Regions from separate parts of the Homo sapiens genome. Here regions 2 and 3 are each linked to region 1. The links are chromatin contacts, found by Hi-C or POLR2A ChIA-PET in ENCODE. All regions are on one chromosome and are shown on one strand. Each heading gives the region's core, a stretch centred on a gene start or an enhancer-like site at or near the end of the contact. The rest is flanking DNA. Distances are from core to core; before and after follow the strand shown.

Region 1 (2,700 bases), core at 183-2,682:
CATTAGGGTGACCAACTTGTCTCAGTTTATGAAGACTTTCCTGATTTCAGCACTAAAAAGTCCGGAGACCTTGAAATCTTCTCAGTCTCAGGAAAACTAGAATTGTTGACCATCCCACCTTAAATGTTGCTGTTGATAAATCTGATAATTGTCTAATTTTTGTTTCTTGTAAATAATATGTATTTCTTTGTTGTTTTTACTTTTAATATTTTCTCTTTCATTTTAGCATTGCATTAAGTTGGTTGCCAGCATGCCGGGAACTGGGCAGAGGGAGGGGGCTAAAAGTGAGGGCATCTCCCTTTGCAGTATGTAAACTTTCTTTTAATTCTTCTGTTTTCAGCATGTGTCCTCAGTAGCGCCTGGCATCCACAAGTCCAGACTTGTCTGGTTTAACTTGCACTCTTCTGCCTGGTGAATTAGAAGTAGCCACTTGGCTACTTGGGTGTTAGAAGAGTATTTGGGGGATTTAATCTTACTTTTTAAAGATTTCCAACCAATTCTTCTTTGGTCTGCTGCTCTCCCTGTCTTTAGAGGTCCTGGTGCTCTTAATTACTTGACTTCCTGGGGTTCAGTAACTTGAATTACCTTGATTATTTTTCATTTCCTTTATTTTCCACCACTCTCTCTCTCACATCAACACCATAGGTTTGGATTTCTACTTTCTCCAGCTCAATAAATCAACTATCATTTATTGATCCTAGTTCTAGCTTCCAAAATTTTGTTGGCATTTATTGTCTTCTCTTCCATTGTCATGACCTTACATATTTAAGCCTTTAAAAAATTTTTCTTTACTTTCATTTTGGTCGGGTTTCAGAAGTAGAATAAGCGCTTGTGTTAAATCTGTCATGTTTTACCAAAATCTCAAGGACTATATATTTTTTTCTTTCTATAAGTTCCATTTAGATTTTGTAAAATCTCCACTTTTTTCTCTTAGGGTCTTATTTTCTTGGTATTTTCATAGGATATGTTTTGAATACTTTTAAATGTACTGATTTTATCATCTTTTTCTGGTTGCTCTTTCATCTCAAGTCATTGGGGGTGTAGCTGACCTTCTTTTTGTCTGTCTTTTGACATTCACTAATGATGGGTTGTGTGGGGCTTGGCTGCTTTTTGGTAATCCCATGTTATATATGTTATAGGAGTGTCCTTCGATAGTAGCTTTGTGTCCTGCACACATGGGAAGGACCTGCATGGACTAATTTCTAATGTTAATTTTTTGGCATGGGAATTCCTAGACTACGAGGGTTATATGATTCCAGTCCTTAGCTTGTGCGAGGTATAGAACCAGGGTTTTGATTTCTTAGTGACATATATGTTTTTTCACTGAGCGAAAGTCTTTCTGGCCTTCTCCCTGCTTCACTGAGGGGTGTCCCTTTGAGATTCTTGGTTTTACAGAGAGATTTTCAGTTTCAACTTTACCTCACATAGGCCTGAAGGAATTACCATCTACCTCTCCTTAGGAAGTGAAACTCAAGAGGATTATGGAGACTAATAAACATGCCTTGGACTATCACAGCATCTGCTCACATAATTACCACCCTAGTTTTCAGTTCCTGCTTTATTTCTGCACCTGGAGTTTACCCCCTTACTCCCACCAAGCTCAGACACACACTTTCATGGTTTTGCATTTTAAATGTCTGTGGAAGGAGGTCTCTATGTTTTCATGGCCTACTATCTTTCCACAATCCTGTTTCTTTGTTTTCTTCCAAAATACTGGTAGGTGGATGTAAAAAAATGCAAAGGCAGACAAAGAGCATGAGCAGCCACTCTAAATTGTCATAACTGAAACAAAAGAAGATGCCAGTTAGGTCCAAGATGGCAGCTTGGAAACATTGTTAGCATGCCTCTCTCACTTGGAAAGACAAAATAGTATGTAGACATTCATGCTGTGAACTTTTTTCCAGGAAGCAACACAGAAACTTAACAGGAAAACTGAAAGAAACCCCAGAACCTTTGAAAGAAGTGATGGGCTGCAACCTGCACTGTGAACCAGGCAGAAAATTGTTTAAGTCCCTAGAGTGGGAGAAGGGGATAAACTGCCTCTGGGATATATACTCCCACAGGGGAGCCAGGCAATCCAGGCCATGGGGGAAAGGCCTTAACCCTACTCAATGCTGCAGCTGACTTAGTGAGTGGTAGGGAGAAGATGAGGAGCGGCATCAGGACATGCTTTGCGTGCACTCTTAGACTCCAGTAGGGATGGAGGGAAGCCATTCCTGATCCTACTTCTCAGGGGACCTTGTGGAAGTCCGCCAGCTAACTCAGGCAGTGGTTATAGGTTGAGAGAAGCTCCCAACTGAGATTTGTAATATAATCTCAAGCAGGGATAAACTACCGTGGCCAGAACTGAGGGGTGAATGGGAAGTGGGCTGTAGCCAGGGGCACAGGAGGTGGGTGCTCCTGTTTCACGAGCAGACTGGGAACTGCATGGCTTGAAAGCCACGGTTTCTGTCTCCATGGGGAAGGCTTATGGCCTGGGGCAGATTTGAGTTCTGAGCACAGACTGCCCGGAACCTAGCTAGCTGCTGCTAGTGGAACACTGTGGTGTGAGACTTGCCTTGCCAAGTGCATGCCTGTTACTCCCCACTCCCTGGGTGGACATTTCTGTGCAGCAGAGGCAGCTGTGCTCCTCCCTGGAACATTACTCCAGTGGCTAGGGAACTGCCCTCCTATCCCCACTGGGACTGCTGCTTGCCCCAC
Region 2 (2,793 bases), core at 158-2,657, 1.1 Mb after region 1:
AGGCACCTCTCAAACCCCACCTGTCTTTGAACATAACTGGGGGGCTTTTACGAGTAAGGTAGATATGTGGGAGGTGAGATTCTCTGATGATGAAAGCTGCTTGTGTCCCTCAGCCAATCGAACTTCTGGATGCCATCAAGGAGGTCTCCATGACCTAAGGATCATTGTTCTTTAAAAGAAAAACCAGTTCATTAATCTTGCAGACAGCCCCTGGGGGTCAGGATATGAAGTTAATCACTTATTAATGACTACCCTCTAACGAAATGACTATGTGCAAGCAAACATGCATGGAGGAAGACAAGGACAAAGAAAGAGGAAGAAGTAAAATGAACATCTTACGATTTTTATAATATAGGCTTGGTGACATCACCTTCCCAACAGACACACAGGGCTACTATGAGTATGCCCATTTACAAATGAGGTTGAATTGAAGCAGTTTTTACAAAGGGACACCACTGACCCTAAAGCCCTGAGCTGTCTGTTTCCAGACTTTTTTCACTCCTTTATCTTCTGCCAGCTTTACGACTCCATACATTTAATTCCTCAGAGACCACTATTTTTGTTTAAAATCTCTAAGTTTCTTCCTAATTCTATACCCCAGTGTCAGCATTCAGCAGTTCTATAAGATCTCAAAAGATTATTTCTCCCAAATCCTCACCTTGACCCTCCCCAGGCAAACGTTCACATGTTCACAACCCAATGCATTCACTTTACTCTCATCCTAGGCAAATTGGGGGAAGTCATGTTTCCATTGCAATCCGGAAGAAGAAATACCGCAGGCCTGCCTCTCTCCACCCAGGACTTGGGCATAGTCATCATCCAGCCTTTGCCCTAAAGCAGAGGTTTTCAGCCCAGGTTGCAAAATAGATTGCCCTGGGAACCTTCATAAAGCTGGACACCTGGGCTGCTCACCCTGAGGAATTGAGGCAGAATCGCTGAGGGTGCGGCCTGGACACAAAAGTTTTGGGGTTTTTTTGGTTTTTTTGTTTTGTTGTGTTGTGCTTTTTTTTTTAAGGACCTGGTGATTCTGATGAGAACCACTTGCCTGCCTTTCTCTTTGCCAATCTGAGTCCATTACCATTTTCTTGAGCTAACTCAGACATCATTTTCTTTAGATACTCTATAGGAGCACCTAACATGGCGCTTGCCACAGAAATGATTGACTGTTTTCTCTCTGTACATCCTCATTAACTCCAACTCAATAGAACACCAATTTAATTTGCCTCCTTTGTATAAATGTATTCAATCCACCCCGTATCACTGTAGAATATCTATACATTGTTCTAGAATTACTGTTTTCTTATTTTATGTGGATCTGGCTTGCTTTAACTATTTCAAAAATGGAGGCTACGCTTTTTTTTTTTGTTTTTTTTTTTTTGCCTCTTTCCATAGTGCCAGCAAAGAGCTTCTAAATCACGACAAACAGTAAATGCATGTTGATTATAAGTAAAACCTATTTTTGCTTTCACTTTCCTTTGATATGAAAGTCAATTAAATAGGCTGCAGAGAACAGGGAGTTTAGAAGGCTGAAATAAGAAAAATATGTAGCCTGGAAAAAAAATGGAGATGACCAGTAAGCAAAGTGAAATTGTATATACTGCAGACTGATCGGCTCTATCCAAATGGGTGCTCCTTTTGGATATGAGCTCATTCAAATGGTAAATGATTTCATTCAAAACTTTCCTTTGGGAAAAGTCACTTGGAGAGTCCACTTTACATAAAAGAATCCAATTTAATCTTCAGTGGAAAAAGTGGAATTGGACGAGGGCAGAGCTCTCCTTTCATTTTAGAGAATAAAAGTGGCAGCCTGGATCCTGGTCCAGTCTCTGGTACTAACTAGCTGTGACTTTGATACATCATTGAGTCCATCAGAGCTGACTGACTCCCAGGGCTCTCCATAGCAATAATGGTAATAAAAATAGCAAACATTCATGGAGTTCTTGCTGTGTAACAGGCACTGTGCTGAGGATTTTTCATGCATTATTTCATTTAACCATCATTCCTTGAGACAAGTACTATCATTAACCCCAACTGAGGAAACTAAGGCTCGGAGAGATTAATTTGTCTAAGATCACAAAGAAAATGTATTTTGGTGAAACTATTCATTCAAGCCTAGCTCCAATGTCCATTCTTCTTTCCTCACGTCTACATGAGACCTTCCTTATCCCCATATTTGCAAGCAGAGTACATTATTCTGGGCTTACTGAATGCTTTATGCACACAGATATTTTAGCGCTTCTCCCATTGTATTTTGCTAATTGTTTTTGCATGTCTCTCCTAGCTGACTGCAAAAAATGAATTCAAGAGCTGTATTCTATTTGTCTTATTACTCTCATCACTTACTGTAGGGCTTAACAATTAATAGACTCTCATATGTACCAAAATATGAACTCTCAAATTTGTTGTATCCTCAGAGAGGTTGAGTAACTGACTCAGGTTCACACAGGAAGTACAAAGTGAGACCGGATTTTGCATTCCGGCATCTGACCGTCCCCACTTCCTATGAGCATCACTGTCCACTCAGAGTTGTTCAAGCCAATGCAGAAACCAGGGAACCATTCTTTATAATAATTCCCTGCTCACAATTCCTGAATTCCTGCCCCCTTCCCCCTTTCCACTCCAGTCATTGTTTCAGCCCATCACCTTCTCCCCAACCCTCAATCACCATGGTAATTCAGATTACTGCCTTCACTCGCCTGGATTACAATAGTTAGGGTGTAGGATTTTGGCTGACCCCCAAAACAAAAGATTAAAAATTATGGATGACTTTTATAAACTACAAGCAAGTCTTAC
Region 3 (2,700 bases), core at 51-2,550, 1.2 Mb after region 1:
AACAAGTCTCACCCACACTCAAGGGGAGGGGATTTACACAAGACATGAATAGCATAAGGTGGGTGTATTAGTCTGTTCTTACACGGCTGTAAAGGATTGCCTAAGACTGGGAAATTTGTAAAGAAAAGATGTTTAATTGGCTCACAGTGCCACGGGCTGTACAAGAAGCAAGGCTGAAGAAGCTTCAGGAAACTTTCAATCATGGCAGAAGGTGAAGGGGAAACTGGCAAGTCTTACATGACAGGAGCAGGACAAAGAGAGAGCGGGGAGGTGCCACACAGTTTTAAACAACCAAATCTTGCAAGAAATCACTCACTATCATGAGAACAGCAAGGGGGTAATCCACCCCCACGATCCAATCACCTCCCACCTGGCCCCTTCTCCAACACTGAGGATTACAATTCAAGATGAGATTTGGGCAGGCCACAGACCCAAATCATACCAGTGGGCATCATGGGGGCCCTCTTAGACTCTGCTGCATGTTTCATTTCACGATTATTTAATATAATTTTTCATATAATAATTTGTCATATAAAGGAGGCAGATATTTAAAAATTGATCTGCTCAGGGTGTCAGATGCACTAGGTACACCACTGCCCTTTATCCTACTTAATTTTTGTCATAATACTTGCCTGATTTATTGTATATTTTCATTATTTTATATAACATTTAATATATTTATATATTTTATTAATATATAATGAACAATAAAAGTTTATTAATATATGTTCATATTTCATAGTCTATATTATTTAACATTTATTATATATTTTATGTGTTATTCACCTTGTATGTTTATTTGTTCATTGTCATCTCCGCCTTATAACCTCCTTAAGGGCAGGACTTTTTCTGGTGTGTTCACTATATTCAGCACCTAGAGCATTGGCTGGCACATTAGAAGAACTCAATAAATATTTGATGGCTAACTATGTGTAATGTTCAGAAGTGTTAATATAGGAGACTAGATTGTAAACTCCCCACGTATTTTAAAATCTCATAGATTTTTAAATTAGGTTTTATATGAACCACCCTCTAGCCTTTTAGTTTTCCCCTAGCTTTACCTCCTCATTTCTAAATTTGTTTGTATTTCTAACCCTGTACTTTGTCAATGTGATACTAAAATAGCTGAATATAAAGTGAGATTTTGGTAAATGACCCATGATTTTTTTTTTAGTAATACCAAATGACAGTCCATCATAGCCAGTCTGTCTTCTGGCAGCCCTGATTTCTGAACTTTGCACATATTGGAGATTATTTTGCTTCTTTCTACCTACAGAACATGTAGGGGCCTGGGGATGTGGCAAGAATCTCACACCTCTTGGAAAGAGGAAGTGAAATTGGCCTTTTGCAACTTCATTTTAATAAAGGGCCTGAGTTAAAGTCTAATCCCAGCCGGCTGAGCCAGTGATAATGTAAGAGTGTGTGTGTGTGTGTGTGTGTGACCATTTTCCTTGGAGAATCCTGCTTCTTAGACTATAATCCTAGATATTATAAATGAATAAATAAATAAAGAACCATGAAACTCTGGTTGGCAGCGCAGGTTAATGATCTGATTGTGGCAAGAGAGGACCTTGAGTCTTATCAATTTTGTATGTTTGTACTGGGGGAGCTTGTAGGGAGGATAGGGTTGCAGCAAGTACTTGTGGAATATTGATGGATATTCAAGGCAAATATAGACCCAGGAATTATGAAGTAAGCACTTACAGGAATCCAAAAGCCCATAAATTAATGGACATCTCCAAAGCATTGTAATACCTTGATAGTATAAGAATCGTGCTCTCTAATAACTTAAAACATGGCCTTATTTTTGAAATCAAAACCTTCAGCATAAACACATGTCCCTTTTGTGCTTACATACCTTATGGCTGCCATTAGCTACAGCTCTTTATACATGGGGCACTGTATATTATTATTAAAACCATCCAGCAAAAAATGATCTCCTGTTGCAACTTTGAATGTACTTAGTGAAATAACTTTCCAGACCTCATAGAGCATTTGGAAATATTTTCCTTATATACAGAACTCTAACTACTAAGTACCATTCTTTCCCAAGGTCTTCAGAGTTCTTTTTTCTTTTCTTTTCTTTCTTCCTTTTTTTTTTTCTTTTTTGAGACAAGGTCTTGCTGCATCACCCAGGCTGGAGGGCAGTGGCATGACCATGACTCACTGCAGCCTCAACCTCCCAGGCTCAAGCAATCCTCCTGCCTTAGGCCTCCCAAGTAGCTGGGACTACAGGCGCATGCCACCACGCCTGGCTAGCTTTTTAATTTTTTTGTAGAGATGGTGTCTCACTATGTTACCCAGGCGGACAGAGTTCTTATTTCTAGGAATAATAACATGAATATTTACTCATTCATTAAAAGAGAAAGGTTTTACGCTTAATACTTTCGTTGTTCTGTTTTTTCTTAAGGTCAGCACCAGAGCTACTTAATAAATAATTGTGCTGTCCTGAAACCACTTTGGGGTAACTCAGCAGAGAACCCAGGCTGCCAACCCAGGGCAATATGAGTACAGTTCCTTCAGGCTGGGAGGGATCCTGGGCTTGTGGCCACCCTAGGGGCTGCATATTGTTGACTCAGGGAGAGCCATGCCTGCCTAAGGGTAGAAAGGGAAAGCCTGTAGCAAGCAGGAAGAGTTGATAGGTACTAAGATGGAGAACATTCATAATATAAAACCATTGTAACCACTTTTAAGTGCACA

Evidence for each region. Hi-C counts contacts between places; a loop is a spot of excess contacts on that map. ChIA-PET counts read pairs that join two places held with the same protein, here RNA polymerase II (POLR2A). Pooled maps may share reads with other maps.
Region 2: a pooled map shows a loop between it and region 1 (2.5-fold over the local background). The contact joins two enhancer-like sites. A Hi-C loop is called at or near these places in 1 of 37 single-sample maps with no recorded cell type and 2 of 50 pooled maps. POLR2A ChIA-PET finds 5 or more read pairs at or near these places in 1 of 52 experiments (OCI-LY7).
Region 3: a pooled map shows a loop between it and region 1 (6-fold over the local background). The contact joins two enhancer-like sites. A Hi-C loop is called at or near these places in 3 of 37 single-sample maps with no recorded cell type and 2 of 50 pooled maps.

Annotation. Positions count from the first base shown.
Region 1 is chr12:46,107,424-46,110,123 of GRCh38, forward strand. No RefSeq gene overlaps it. Among named protein-coding and RNA genes, the nearest start is that of SCAF11, 120 kb to the left of the region's middle. Within about 2 kb of position 1,433, at least 2 of the 41 ENCODE cell types and tissues checked have a DNase peak (open chromatin) inside an H3K27ac peak, as active enhancers do.
Region 2 is chr12:47,190,809-47,193,601 of GRCh38, forward strand. All of the region lies in intron 2 of PCED1B (PC-esterase domain containing 1B), which reads left to right. Among named protein-coding and RNA genes, the nearest start is that of MIR4698, 4.4 kb to the left of the region's middle. Within about 2 kb of position 1,408, at least 4 of the 41 ENCODE cell types and tissues checked have a DNase peak (open chromatin) inside an H3K27ac peak, as active enhancers do.
Region 3 is chr12:47,311,636-47,314,335 of GRCh38, forward strand. No RefSeq gene overlaps it. Among named protein-coding and RNA genes, the nearest start is that of LINC02416, 41 kb to the right of the region's middle. RefSeq lists an enhancer at 1,184-1,233. Within about 2 kb of position 1,301, at least 3 of the 41 ENCODE cell types and tissues checked have a DNase peak (open chromatin) inside an H3K27ac peak, as active enhancers do.